Regions from separate parts of the Mus musculus genome. Here region 1 is linked to region 2. The links are chromatin loops, found by intact Hi-C in ENCODE. Cell type or tissue: left cerebral cortex. All regions are shown on one strand.

Region 1 (8,000 bases), 190 kb before region 2:
GACAGACCTAGAACGACATTGCATGTTCTGCCTCATAGAAAGTTCCTAGCTCCAACCCTTCAGATGTGAGTTCTCAACCTGAAGTAACTGCAGTAACAAGAAATATAAAAGCAGATCATGGTGGGATATGGGGGAGCAATAGACAAGCGATAATAGGGAAAAGTGATATTAAGGGGAAGAAGGAAAAACAGGAGTAGGGATTTAAGAAACAAATATAAACACAAAAAATACGATAAAATAGCGAAGGATGTCTGAAAAGTAAGAAGGAATCATATAATCCAACTATGAAAAGTGCCTGTCTGTATATACACATATATTGAGTATATAAATGAAAGCTTCCCATTTAGGTTGATAATAGTCCCTATAAGAGCCATAGATTTTTTTTAAAAAATAAAACTACCAATACCAAGCTCCTTTTAGATTATTGGTCACAGTTGTTTAAGAGATTTCCAAAACATTATAGGCTATTGATTTTGCCTTTGGTTCTCTCCCAGCAGTAGATAGTGAGGCCCCATTGTTAAAGATGCTATCAGATTCATATACAGAATCCAGGTCTCAAGTTAGATCTGACATTAAATGGTCCTCCCTGGGGACTAGCTTTCATGGTACTAGAAGGCAACATGCAAGCTTCCAAAGGAGAGAGCTTACCAACAGTCCTACCCAGCAATGACACCAATGAACCATAACAATGATCTGTACTGCATTATATCGCAAGGATGCAAGAGTGGCACACATACCTTGGCAGTAACCAACAGCTTCGAATCGGACCTAAGACCTCAATAAGTGGGAAATCACACCTAGTACTGGAAACCTAGACAGTTTTCCCCAGGGCTTACCAAGTCATGGACCTTGGAGGAGAAGCTACAACCAATAATTTACTAAGCCAGCATAATCCCAAATAGCAGTACTCTATATATTCATCATAATTTTCATATGTAAATGGTCTCTCATCTTTCATCAAGGAAAGGTCTTTTTGGAACACATGGAGATTATACAGAAAATCACAACCAGTCAAAATGCAGAGTTGTGATGCTCAGCCACAGCTTACACATAAACAACACAAGTCCAGTATCTAAGGTTTAGGGATCACTGAGAAGGGATGGCAGCAGAAGAGTGCATTTTAACAGCAAGAGGAACAGGATATTTGTGCTAAGACTGTGTCTCTTAGAAATGTCAGAAAAGGGGCTGGTGAGATGGCTCAGTGGGTAAGAGTACCCGACTGCTCTCCCAAAAGTCAGGAGTTCAAATCCCAGCAACCACATGGTGGCTCACAACCATCTGTAACGAGATCTGACTCCCTCTTCTGGAGTGTCTGAGGACAGCTACAGTGTACTTACATATAATAAATAAATAAATAAATCTTTTAAAAAAAAGAAATGTCAGAAAAGCTACATTCTTGAAATCTTACAAACATGACTGTCTAAACATAAGCTGAACAAGGGCAACACCAAGAGACATGCTGATAAGGCAGGGAGAAAAATCACTAGACCTCGATTCTAGTCAAACACTAAAGAATTCTGAGAATTGGAGAAACAGTCTTCCCCAGAGATAGTCCACCATGTGGCTCTCCAATACATCCCTGAAAACATACAGACTGAGTAGACTGTATTTTTATGTTTAGGAACTCACACAATCATACAACAATAACTAAAAGAAAATTATTAAAAATCATAAATGCCTATGTAAATTGAAGATTTTGCATCATCTACATCAAAGTGATTAGAATGGTTTTATACCATTTTCTATTATTTATACTCACATAAATAACATTTAAAATGGGGTGGAGAGATAGCTCAACAGTTAGCTGTGCCTGTTGTTCTTGCTCCAAAAATCATTAAACACTACATCTAGAGATTAATTTTCATCATTTTATAATACATTAAAATTGCTGAAACGAAAACCATTTCTGAAGATCTGATCAGTGATGTGTATGGAATAAGGACAGCATCACTCACATGTACAATCAAGTAAAAGTTTATTGCCTCCTAGTATCAATTCTTCTGTAGAAAGTCTTCTCATCTCTATATTAGGATAATCCTGAGGAGATTTTTCTCAGTGGAAGTCTCTAGAATTATTTCTAGTGAAACAGAATGTGGCAAAACTGATCTCATGGCCCACTTCCACATTTACCTGAACCCCTTGCCTTCCCTTGACCAATCCCCCAACATACCTGGATCCTTAGCTACTGTCTCCTCCCTGTCCACCTTCCAGGTCTGTGTTCTGTTCCACAGGTGAGCTGATCTGGATGATCAGTGAGCCTGTACTTGGATTCCTAGCACAGTACTGTGCTCAGTCAATAAAGAGGAACAAAACTGAAGACTGTACAATGATCCCCCAAATGCCATTCAGTGTCAGAATATTGAAAAATATTTAGAAAACATTTTCAGTTAGTCTAGCGTGAACCTCACTTCCAATCACAGCTTCTTGAAAACTTATGGGTAGAAATGAAACTGGATGATTGGAATGAGAATAATATACACTAATAAAGTTCTGAACTTATCATGAACTGAAAATGATGGAAGCCTTTGTAGCTTGATCATGGACTTTTTTTTTCTCTCTCTCTCTCTTTCTCTTTAGGACAGCAGCTTGGCCACTTTCTGACCCAAGGGGCTGGAAATGGCAGTTATGGCCCTAAGAGAAACCTGGGGATGATGCTGGGGTAGGAGGGGAGGCTAGTCATTTCAGTGCCTCCAGGGCCTTAAAACCTGGAAATCCCTTCATTACTCAGTGTTAACAGATTACATTGTTCCAGCTTTAATGACCAAGCAATACTTCAGGACCCACTGTTCTTTTCCAGTACGTCATTTCACATGCTCCAAAGACACTATAAACACCCATCCCTCTGCCTAGCCTTCCAACTCTCTTCCCTTTCAGAGTAGCTGCCATTCTGTTTATCTGCAATATATCTCTTGCACGATGTTTGTTGTGTGGTGTGACTTTGTTGTATTGCTTTTGCTCCTGACTGCAAAGATGCCCTTGCTCTTAAAAATTCCTTACATGTTCCTTTCATTACTGATAGTTAAAACCTCTCCGTAGGTGCCAAGTTCCCAGGTATACAAAGAAATTAGTGTGGACTAATGTAAATTTCAGGAGCGTTGTCCTTTCTATCATAGCAAAATAACAAGAACAAAACAAAAACAACAACCAAACCAAACACGTTTGCCAATATTAACAGATAGTTTCAAATACTCCACTAGAGTACTTCTATAAGAAAAATTTGCCAAGAGAATAAATGGAAAAAAAATCAGTATTCATCAACTTAGTATGGTCTAAAATCTATGGGCAAGGGCAAGACATGAAGAGCAGAATTTTGAGAGCTGTCATTTTTATGAGTAGCCGAGGAAATATCTCACCCCTGTCTGATTCCTTCCCTTTCCCAGCCCCTTAGCTCCTCTAACCTGGTAGGTTACAGCCCTCCCCCACTGGGCTGTGGTTCCACCGGTTGGGCTGCTGCCTGCTGACTCTCCCAGGATGCCCCGCGCGGCACCTGAGGCTCAGGGTAGTTTTTTGCGTCCCCTTGAAACCCTTCTTGTATCCTCTGACTCCAGGTCTGCATCACAAGATTCTCCACGGTGCATGCCAGCGAGTTCCTCGAGGAAGACGTCCTTGCCACTTTTGGGTTTGGCTCCTCAGTCAACTTACCTAGGTTCACTAAAGAACAGTCCCAGCTATCACGCCACTCCTCTAATCCCAGCTCCATTCAACACACTTCCTCCACACAACACACTTCCTCCACACCCATATACTGTCCCCAACGGCTGTTTCCGGTGAGTGGCCCCACCCCCCCGGAGACAGGTCCCTCCCTATCAGTCTCAGGCTGCGGTCCACACAGTTCCAGCTGTCAAGCTTCTCTGAACCCGCTCTCCACAGACTCCCCACAAGTTTGCTGTCAGCGTAGACTAGAACTGGATCTGACAGGACGCTGCACCCGGATATCTGACCACCATACTGAGTTCTGAACCCTTCAGATAAAAGATAGCCTTACACCTCGACTTGACTACCAGCCCGTGAGCGACAAACTTATCCCAAACAATCCCAACACACAAAAATGACAAGTCAAAACCAAATCCTGAAAATTTGACTTGCGGAGAGACATTTAAAGAACTTGGATTTTGAAAAGAAATAGGTGTCTCAAGAAGTCAGTGAATTTATCTTGAGCTGCATGGCTTTCACCACTAGATGGTGGTCTTGCCATTTTCCTAATTCAGAGAGGAGTTTGTCTTCTGTGACTCAAGATAAAAGTGCTTTGAGATAAAACAGACTGTACTAACCCAGCATAATCCCAAAGAATAAACTAAACATTTTCTCTCCTGCCCACGAATAAGCTTAGTCTTCACCCCTTATCAAGAAACTTTTCTCTACTACAGAGACCACTGTAAAAAACTACAGTAATCACAATGCAGAGTTGTGATCATTATGGGGTAGGTCATTATGAATGTTTTGTCTACATTGCCCACTATAATAACTATGATCACCTTGTCTCTGGTGATTCGATGCTGCCACCTGGCCTTTGTTACCTTGGGGCAAAATTAAATCCATTACATTTAATTCATTCAATTGAGTAGCAGTATCTCCAACCCTAAGGTCTGGCACAAGGAAAAGGGCAAGAACAAAACTCTTCAAATGTGCTGTTGCCCCTCTCGCCAGTTTTTGTCCAGAGATACTAAGAGCAACAAGCCAGGCAAATCAGTTTTCTTATTTCCCTCCAAATTGTAGAAAACTTCGTGTACAGGGTCACCTAATTCACACCAGTCACAGTTGATGAATCAAGATAATCAAAGGCATTTGCATATAGTTTCCACCACTGGCCTCCTATATTCTCCAAGCTCCCAGGGGAGAAAGTATCTGGAGAAATTTCAGGAGTTGAAGGTGCCTAGTGAATTAGAAGATGCTGACAAATTATTAAACGGATTCCAGATTCTTAAGACATTCATTCTTATACTTCTGCTCCTCTAGAACCAATCCTGGTACCAACTTGTGTCTTAGTTAGGATTCTCTAGAGTCACATAACTTATGGAATATCTCTATATACATTAAGGGGATTTATTGTAATGACTTACAGTCTGTAGTCCAACTAACCCAACAATGGGAAGCTGTGAATGGGAAGTCCAAGATTCTAATAGTTGCTCAGTCCCATGAAGCTAGTTGTTTAAGCTGGTCTTCTATGGAAGTAGGTTTCAACAGATATGCTGGTGAGTGGTTGAAGAAGAGTGAATCTTCCTTCTTCCAGTGTCCTTATGTAGCCCTCTAGTAGAAGGTGTGGCCCAGATTAAAGGTGTGTACTACCACGCCTGGATCTGGGACTTGCTTTGTTCCAGGCCTAGAACTCTGCCTGCTTCAGTGTCCTGGAATTAAAGGTGGATACTACCTTGCCTGGACCTAAGATTTTCATGGCCACTATGCCTCAAGATCTCCATTTTGAAGATCCAGGTCAGAAACCTGTCTTCCAGCTTCAAGATCTGGATCACAGGTGTGCATTCCATTTCTGAATTGTAGCTCATTCCAGATGTAATCAAGTTGACAACCAGAAATAGCCATCACAGAGGTCAAACATGGCCCTGGGATGGAGAAAAAGAGAATAAATTTTTGCAACTAGGCCAGCACCTCGTCATCTAGGGCTCGGAGTCCATGGACACCGCCAAAGTCCCCAGAGGACTCTCCTCTCAATCTTAGGATCACTGGTGAGTGGAACAAAACATCTGTGCCAATCCAATCGCACAAGACCTGAGACAGCAGAAGGGAAACATAAAACTAGTTTGACCAGGGGCACAAGTCCGTTCTGGCTGGCACCAGCACCGAGTTGGCGGACATGCCCTCAGTCCCCAGAGGACTCTCCACGCTATCTTAGGATCACTGACCAGACAGCTTTATGGTCCTCAAAGGAGATACCACTTCCAGGCACTATAACACACCTAGGATCTTAGGACAACAGGATCCCAGGATAACAGGAGCTGGGTCACACCACCAGTATTTCAGGGTCTCAGCGGAAGCTTGACTGGCAAAAAAACTCTGACACAGCCAGAATCTCAGGTTCACAGGAGCCCACAATAAAAATATCACAGAGAAAGCTGGACTCTGAGCCGTCCTGAATCAACTGGGGTTATAGGAACGACAGGCTCCAATCAGATATATTAAGGGCAGCAAGCACTTGAGATAATCAGATGGCAGGAGGCAAGCATAAGAACAGAAGCAAAAGAAACCAAGGTTACTTGGCATCATCAGAACCAAACTCTCCCACCTTAGCAAGTCCTGGATACACCATCACACCAGAAAAACAAGACATGGATCTAAATTCACTTCTCATGATGATGATGGAGGACTTTAAGAGGGAAATACAGGAAAACACAGGTAAACAGAAGCCTTTAAAGAGAAAACACAAAAATCCCTTAGAGAGTTACAGGAAAACACTAACAAACAGGTGATGGAATTGAAAAAAAAAAAAACCATCCAGGATTTAAAAATGGAAGTAGAAACAATAAAGAAAACCCAAAGGGAGCCAACTCCGGAGATAGAAACCCTGGGAAAGAAATCAGGAACCATAGATTTGAGAATCAGCAACAGAATACAAGAGATGATAGAGAGAATATCAGGTGCAGAAGATTCCACAGAGAACATGGACACAACAACAATCAAAGAAAATGCAAAATGCAAAAAGATCCTAACTCAAAACATCCAGGGAATCCAGGACACAGTGAGAAGACCAAACCTATGGATAATAGGAGTAGATGAGTTACAGGAAGACACTACGAAACAGGTGATAGAATTGAACAAAACTATCCAGGATCTAAAAATGGAAGTAGAAACAATAAAGAAAACCCAAAGGGAGACAACTCTGGAGATAGAAACCCTAGGAAAGAAATCAGGAACCATAGATGCGAGCATCAGCAACAGAATACAAGAGATGGAAGAGAAAATATCAGGTGCAGAAGATTCCATAGAGAACATGAACACAACAATGAAAGAAAATGAAAAATGCAAAAGAAATCCTAACTCAAAACATCCAGGAAATCCAGGACACAATGAGAAGACCAAACCTATGGTTAATAGGAGTAGATGGATATGAAGGGTTTCAACTTAAAGGACCAGCAAATATCTTCAACAAAATCATAGAAGAAAACTTCACATACCTAAAGAAAGAGATGCCCATGAACATACAAGAAGCCTACAGAACTCCAAATAGACTGGACCAGAAAAGAAATTCCTCCTGACACATAATAATCAGAACAACAAATGCACTAAATAAAGAGAAAATATTAAAAGCAGTAAGGGGAAAAGGTCAAGTAACATATAACGGCAGGCCTATTAGAATTACTCCAGACTTCTCACCAGAGACTATGAAAGCCAGAAGATCCTGGACAGATGTTATACAGACACTAAGAGAACACAAATGCCAGCCCAGGCTACTATAGCCAGCAAAACTCTCAATTACCATAGATGGAGAAACCAAAGTATTCCATGACAAAACCAAATTCACACAATATCTTTCCATGAATCCAATCCTTCAAAGGATAATAATGGGAAAACATCAATACAAGGACAGAAACTATGCCCTAGAAAAAGCAATAAAGTAATCCTTTAACAAACCTAAAAGAAGACAGCCACAAGAACAGAATCATACCCCTAACAATAAAAATGACAGGAAGCAACAATTACTTTTCCTTAATATGTCTGAATATCAATGGACTCAATTCCCCAATAAAAAGATATAGATTAACAGACTGGCTACACAAACAGGACACATTTTGCTGCATACAGGAAACCCATCTCAGGGAAAAAGACAGACACTACTTCAGAGTGAAAGATGGAAAACAATTTTCCAAGCAAATGGTCTGAAGAAACAAGCTGGAGTAACCATTCTAATATCGAATAAAATTGACTTCCAACCCAAAGTTATCAAAAAAGACAAGAGGGGCACTTCATACACATCAAAGGTAAAATCCTCCATGAGGAACTCTCAATTCTGAATATCTATGCTCCAAATGCAAGGGCAGCCACATTCA
Region 2 (8,000 bases):
ATACATACATACATACATACATACATACATACAAATACACATTCACATCATGAGTGGATAGAGCAAACTCCAACGAGTAGGCTCGAGCCACTGCTTTTTCTTTCCTACAGCTTATATGTACCAGTAAAATCTGGCAAGCAGTATAGAATTACAATGTGATATATATTTTGTACATTAAAATGCCCATTTTATTTTTCCTCTAGGGAATAAGTGTGAAAAACAGTATGTTCCCTAATACTTTCACATTACATAGCAGAAGTAAAGAAAACAAATTTTTCTCAAGACTCCAAGTACATTCATATCTAAATAACTTGTTATAGGCTAACAGTGTAAGCAATCAAAGTAACTTTTTCAGTTGCCAATTTCTGTTGCCAGCAGATAGGAAATTACAGTTACAAAGAAAGAATCAATTATGTAATTTTAACTTATAAAGTGATTTATAAAAATCTTAAATGAATCACAAATCTAAACTTTTATATAAAAAAATAGTCATTTCTTCTTTAAGTCATAAGAATGCACATCTACTCATCATCGACTTTTAATATATCACACAAGGAAGCTGAGGCAAAAATGTATCAAGACATTAATTACCACCTAAGTTGACAGGCCTGTCTCAGTAAAATTCACATTAGCCAGTGCTAGTTAGTCTTCCAATAGTTTTGTTCCCTGACCTCAAAATGTCTCTAGGTCAACTATTAAGAGTATGTGTGGATGCTTCAGTCCTATTTAGAAGAGGGAACAAAATAATTACGGAAGTAGAGGGTGGGAGGGACTTATGAGAAATAGAGGGAAATGGGGAAAAGGATGTCTAATCAGGTATAAGAGGGGATGGGGGAATGCACAGAGGCTCTCTGTGAATGCACAGGAAATTGAACAGAGGTGTGTAGCAATGGGGGATGGGGAACTGGGGTAGCCACCAGAAAGTCATAGACACCAGAAAAGAAAGAGGCTCCCAGGACCCAACAGTGATGGCATTAGCTGAAATACCCAATGAAGAGGAGGGAGAACCTGTAGAGACCATATCCAGTTGTCCAGACCAGCAGGACAGTCGAACAGGGACTTGAGGGGCCACCTGGAAGAGAATGGGGCACAAAGAAACACAAAGAACAGACAGCAAGACTAGTTTCTGTTCAAGCTGACAAATTTTTATTTTTCCCACACAGGTTATATACTCATAGGAACAGGAGGGGAATGTAGGGGGGTTGCTTTGTCTCTGGGTAATGCACCTATTCCCAGGAACAGAATAGTGACTGGGTAAATAGTTCAGCAGGAAGATCAGAGCAGAAAGGGTTATTACGCATCTATCTACAAGATTGATAGCTATTTTTTTCTCTGCTGACTTCCAGATCTGTGTCTATTTGTACTCAGGTGGACTAGTACTTTCCCACAGAGGCCAAGACTTTGTAAGTAAGCACTTATGGCTGACAAGTCAGCTAATATTCAAACAGGATCGCTGCCAACATCCAGTGGTGCAGCATGGCCTCCAGGTTGAGGAATGGGGCCACCTACCCACCTCCAAAACTTTGACCCAGAACTGCTACCGTCTAAAAGAAATACAGGGACAAAGAGTGGAGCAGTGACTGAAGGAAAGGCCATCCAGAAACTGCCCCACTTGGGAATCTATCACATATGCAGACATCAGACCCAGACACTATTGCTGATGCCAAGTGCTTGCTGACAGGAGCCTGATATCGATGTCCCGGAGAGACTCTGCCAGAGCCTTTACAGACAGATGAGGATGCTTGCAGCCTTGGACTGAGCACGGGGACCACAATGAGGGAGATAGGTGAAGGACTAAAGAAGCTGAAGGGGTTTACAACCCCATAGGAAGAAAAACAATATCAACCAAACAGACTTCCCCACAGTTCCCATGGACTAAACCACCAAAGACTACACATGGAGGGACCATGGCTCCAGTTGCTAATGTAGCAGAGGATGGCCTTATCTAGCATCAATGGGAAGGGATGTCCTCGGCCCTGTAAAGGCTTGTGCCCCAGTGTAAGGTACCACTAGGGCGGTGAGGTTGGAGTGGGTGAGTGGGTGGGTGGGATCACCCTCATAAAAGCAGGGGGAGAGGGATGGGATGGAGAATTTGCAGCGGGGAAATCAGGAAAGGGGATAACATTTGAAATATAAATAAATAAAATCTTCAATAAAAAGTTTTTTTTAAAAAGAGAGTGTGCATTTTTGAACTTCAAATTTCTCCCTAAGATTTTCTATTTCACAGTCACTAGCAAAAACACCCTAACTAACTTCACTAACAATTTTATCTTTCCAAATGCATACTAAGTGAGATGGCCATTACTAACAATCTACATGTCTATGTTCTTTACAGGGGTGGTGATTGAGTCATTAATTTGCTCCTGCAGCAATGCTTGAAAATTTTCAAGTATCATTATTGTAATTGCCAATGATAATGTTCAGTGAAGGGATGGAGACCACTTACAGATTTTGTATAATTCTTACATTAAGTTGGATGTGAAAGAAACAAGCAGAGAAAAACTCCAGAACACAAAGGCCACTGGATACATAGTACTCAAGAATGTGCCTCTGAGGCATACCTATCTTAGTTGTGCTAACTAATGTGCCATATTCCTTGAGTTTTAAAGGTGTTTGTTGTTCCTCCTGTATGACCTTCAGAAACACACATACAAGTATGTGTGTGTGTGTGTGTATGTGTATATGTGTGTATATATATATATATATATATATATATATATATATATATATTCACACACATCACTCCTCCAAATTGCTGCTATACTGAATAAGAAAGGGAGAAATACAATAAGAGCTAGAAAAAAGGAAATGAGTTTTTTACTGTTTCCTCTGAATTGAAATATCCATTCCATCATGAGGAAGGTGATCATAGACTTAGAAGGATTCTAAAGCTTTTTGTTGTCATATTGGTGAAACACTGAATGACTCCAGACCACAACACTGTAAGCAATCCCTTTTCCATACTTCTTTTAGTGGTCCTAAAAAAAAATCAATTTGTTTTCCAAGATACAAGGATTTTTGTGGGTTTGCTTTCTATGTGTATTTAAGTTCCCCAGGAAGAGCCTATCACAAAATAGTCTAAACACAATTCTAAAACTTTGTTCTGAAATTTGTTTCCTCTCCGGGGTAAATAGATATTTGCTCATGTTTCTTCAGAAACAGTGTCACTATTTAATTTCTTCAGACTAAAAGGGACTCACCATGTCTGAGAAAGAAGAACAAACAGCCCTTCTAAAATTATCCCACAAAATAGAAAACTGTTGTAGCTGTACTCTGACACCAAAATGAAACTAGTGAAAATTTATGTTTCCTGGTGTAGGGCCTAATTCTCAGAACAAGCCAAGACCCAGCTTTAAATGCCATAGCAATCCAGGGCTTACATGGGAAAAAAAACATATGGCTACACTTTAGTAGAGTAAGCAACCTTGATTACAAAAGCAGAAATAGCAGTTATCCTTGTGACCCATTCTTTTGTAGAACAACAAAATTGCCAACCCCAAATTGTTCCTGTCTAAAAGAATTGCAGGGACAAAAGTGAAGCAGAGACTGATGGAATGGCTGACCAGTGACAGGCCTAATTTGGGATCCATCTCATGGGCAAGCAATAATCTCTAACACTATTACTGATGCGGTATTGTGCTTGTACAGAGGAACGTAACATGGCTGTCCCCTGAGAGACTCAAACAGCTTCTGACTGAGACAGATGCAGATACTCATAGCCAAGCATTGGCCTGAGATCAGGAACCCAGATGGAAGGATTGAAGGAACGGAAGGGGATCCAACTCCACAGGAAGACCAACAGTGTAAACTAACCTGGACCTGTGGGAAGTCCCAGAGACTAAGTCACCAACCTAAGAGTGTAAGACCTCCTTTCGGGGACCCCCACTCTAGTCTCAGGAGAGAGAGCACACCCAAAGAAACATGACAATCCTTCTTTCTGCAAACACACGAGGCAGTTTAATGGCAGAGATCCGGGTCAAAAAGTATCTCAAGCACGAGACAGAGGATTTGACCCTGAGGCTCGAAAGCTAGGAGTTTTTATGAGGTAAAAGGCTTAGAGGTGGGGAATTCAGCATAGTGACACACTATTGGCTTATTCAAACATCAGCAGAAAAATTACATGTCAGCAAAAGAATACGTGCAGGCCAGGGTGTCAGAGTTCTGTGATTTGGATTTTTTTTTTTAATGCTAGCAGAGTATCTGGTTAATTTATGACTTTAAACTGTGCCAACGGGCAATGGGCAGAGGGAGGTGCCGGGCCAGATGGTTGTTGACTCAGTTCAGATAGCCCTGTTATGTCCTGACATTCCTCTTTATCTTTATGGCCAAGCTGTTCCCAGGAATGCTTTAATGATGGGGGCATGCCTGGGTTTGTTCTTCTTTGTTCTCAGCCCCAGGCAGCCTCTAGGCTCACAAACAATCAGCAATTTCTTATCCTGAGCTTATCCCCGTCCCGCAGGAAATAAACACAGGACACGCCAGATTCTTCCGTGGTTAACTTACTTCATAAAATATTGAGGTAGACAAAGAAGGCTCAGAAAGTGTGTGGCTTAAATACCCTTAAGGTGTGACGAGTCTAAACTAGGACCGGTAGCTACACCCACGATACTCATGCCCCCTGGGGATAGGCTAAAGCCCCCAGGGGTTGGGCTAGTGCCCAGGGAGATGGACAGGTGCCCCGGAAATGGGCTGGTGACTTTAGGCGGGCTTTTGCTCTTGCAGCTGTGCACCATGAGCTCAATCTAAACTGAGAGATCGGTTTGGCACGATGGAGGTTTAGCACCATCTAGTGACGGCATGTATATTGCGGCTTTCCACAATTTCTGAGTACTTTATATGACTTACAGGTCTTGAAATTTCATCTTTCTTTCAAGAGCATACATGGGCTGGACCATAGACCCTGGTACATATGTTGCAGAGGTCTGCCTTGCCTTGTCTCAGTGCTAGAGTATACACCTAATCCTGTAAAGACTTGATAAACTAGGGTAGGGGGATACCAGGGTTGGGTACCGTCTCAGAGGCAAAGAGGATGGAGGATGGGAAGACGAACTTTGTGAGAGGATACAGCATTTGGGATATAAATAAATAAAATAATTAATAAAAAGCATAGCAGACAATTTTTTCGAATAGTCTTCAGTGTCTGAGACAAAATGGAATCGGCTGCCAGGTTATACCTTGTATAAGCTAGGAACTTTCATGATGGAAGCGTTTTTACCTTGTGGCTTCTCATAAAGTAAGTTTAAACTTTAAGTATTCTGTTAGCCATCACAACAGTAACAGGAAGAGAAGAAAAGCAACTACATCACTAACAGAAACACAGAGATTGAAAAGGCCATGCTGAAGCTTTTTTATGGCTTTTTAGAATTCTCACCTGTCTACCAATTTCCTCTAGGCAGAAAGAAACAGAAGCCACCACCCACAACAGTTGACTTATTGTTTAATAGCACTGAAGAGAGGATCTTGCGATCCTTGCAAGTTTCTTCTTTCACAGACAAGGAAAAATTGTCTTCTTCCTGATTCCAGGGACCTCATCTCCCCCATACTTCTTCCTGAGAGAATGTTTCAATTTAGAGGAATCTACTGTACTATGAAGACAATCAGTAGCAAACAGCCACAATTAATCCTTGGCTGAAAGTTGTATTGAGAGGTAAAATCCCTGAAATTCCTTCCTGATGCTTGTTTGGTTGTTGTCAGACCCAGTTCTTTGCAGCCACAGTACAGGTAACAACTCCACCTGTGAGATCTTGATTCTAACCAAGGAAAAGCATGATGGAAAATGGAATAGTCATTTCCAAGGTTGAAGTTCCATGCACAGTGTACTTTTACTGGGAAATGTTCTTAACAACAAGAAAACTGACATTCATGAATGCTTCAGAGATACAAACTAATAACTGAAAATTTAATCTAGGAAAGGAATTCAAGCTTGTCATGTCCTAATTTAACATTTTTGATACTCATTCAATTATTTTAGATTTTGACTGTTTTCAACCGTAGTATGCATTTAATTTAAATTCCAATTATGTGTACATCACTATGTAAGCAATTAAAAGTAGTGAAAATCCACATATAGAAAAAAGTTGTGCTGGACAGTGGTGGTGCACACCTTTAATCCCAGCAATTGGGAGGCAGAGACCAACCTAGTCTATAGAGTGAGTTTCAGGACAGCCAGGGCTACACAAAGAAACCCTGTCTCAAAAACAAACAAACAAACAAACAAACAAACAAACAAACAAAAAAGTTGTATGGATGGCATAAAGCATATATCACATGGTGATGAGCACCCTCCATATTTCCACCCAATTTCCAGCAAGACAAAATCATATTGCATGGACTCAAGTGAAATATTGTGGGCATTAGTTACAAGGTTATTTTAACTAACACCACTAATATGAAACATAGGGAGAGCAATGAAAGAATTTCAGTTTATTTTCATTTTCACTCATGCCCCAGAAAGAAAAGCCAATATGAAATGCATTTTGTTTGAAAGCAATTTGTTATTGTTGTAGTTATCATTATTTCAGTTTCTAAAATTCACAATTATTTGCATCCTTCTATACCTTGTGATTGATATGTTCTGTGCTGTCTTCCAGTGGTATTTCTTGATGGATAGTAAACACAATTTCAGTAAATATGTGCTGACTTGTTCTTATATGAAAAAAAACAAGCAAAAACATACACATACCTTTAGCACTAAATATTGTTATACAAAATATAATAATATTCCTATTGAATACAAACATTTCTCTGAGCATGATAATTAATGTCAGAATTCCATAAGTGTTTGGAATACATAGGATGACCTTTAGGATTTTTGATAGTTTACCCAAGCAAAGCAATGGATGGATGTGCTGGAACCATGTCTCATGAGCAAGTAGGGGCTTACAGAAGCAAAACACATTGAGAATATTGCATGGATACTCACTAGATGCCAGGTAAGATTAACTAAAAAGTTTAAACAAATAGTTAAAAGTGTGGAGAGTGTATAGAAACATACAAAGGTACTCACTAGGAGAAGAATGGTTTGTGTTGCTCTGGACTCATGGCTGGATCTAGGGAAAATATTGCTCCTAATCATATGTTCCATCCTCTGCCTGTGCCTGTGCAAAATGAGAACCATGGAACCACTGGAGCACAGCATGAAAAACATGCACACAGCACCAGGGATAATCACGTGTGCTGCATGCAGTACTTCAGCAGTTTTGTCAAAAGAAAGAGAAGAACAGTAACCCAAGTCCTTGAGATTTGTGTTGTTAACATTGCACAATTTTGCAGACATATACTTAAGGGAAACAATGCTAAAAAGGAGAGATAGAATCCAAGTCAAGTATAGGGAAGAGCTGATGCACTTGGGTGCTTTTTTTTTTAAGATTGTCCAAATGGCATCCTCTGGGCTGATAGTGATGACCTGGAAGACACTCAATAAGCATGCACTGCCGAATGACACGCCTCTTCCCACCCTATGAAGGTAGGAAAGTAGTTTGCACTCAAAATCATTGAAGAAACATTGAAAACCAAAAGCTGCCATTGCTTGTGGAACACCTTTACATAGGAGAGTTAAGAAGTTGGACACAATCAAGTGCATCAAAATCCAGTCCATGTGCTTTAATTTGTATGATTTGAAGTAAAGCACTATATAATTGTAGAGGAGACACGAATTGCCCAAAACTCCAGCAACAGTCTGTGATACCAAAATAACCCCTATAGCCATATCACCAGAAGTGATTTGATGAGACCCTTCTGCCTGATCCCGAGGATTCTGCATGAGGAGGTAGGCATGGACTACTTGCTTCATGTTACTTAAAACCTGGCATTTGCCATGCAAGTTATTCTCACTAGAATTAATAAGTGATTCACTGTGATTTTTTAAATGTATAGATCCTAGATTTCTAAGAAAAACAATGTATAATTAGTTGACCCTTCTAAACCTATAAGGTATATATTATTACTTAATGGGTTATCAGTGAAGATGAAGGAATCTGAGTTACATACAGTATAGTTGA

The links. Peaks named below come from ENCODE experiments on the same cell type or tissue, not always from the same donor. Only the 100,000 strongest peaks of a DNase experiment are listed, where the experiment ranks them.
Region 1: it touches region 2 in a loop (11-fold over the local background); 12 of 42 quality-filtered maps call a loop at or near these places.

What each region holds. Positions count from the first base shown.
Region 1 is chr17:21,418,960-21,426,959 of GRCm38, reverse strand. Zfp54 (zinc finger protein 54) reads right to left here and starts at 3,716. Exons shown (of 5, transcript NM_001379357.1): 1 at 3,643-3,716. In left cerebral cortex, a CTCF peak has its summit at 4,172 (motif pointing right); DNase peaks (open chromatin) are centred at 3,813 and 4,153; H3K4me3 peaks cover 1,083 bases; H3K27ac peaks cover 466 bases.
Region 2 is chr17:21,228,618-21,236,617 of GRCm38, reverse strand. It overlaps Vmn1r234 (vomeronasal 1 receptor 234), which reads right to left and starts at 7,792. Exons shown (of 1, transcript NM_134198.2): 1 at 6,802-7,792. The coding sequence starts at 7,792. The coding sequence ends at 6,803. In left cerebral cortex, a CTCF peak has its summit at 4,803 (motif pointing left); a DNase peak (open chromatin) is centred at 4,786.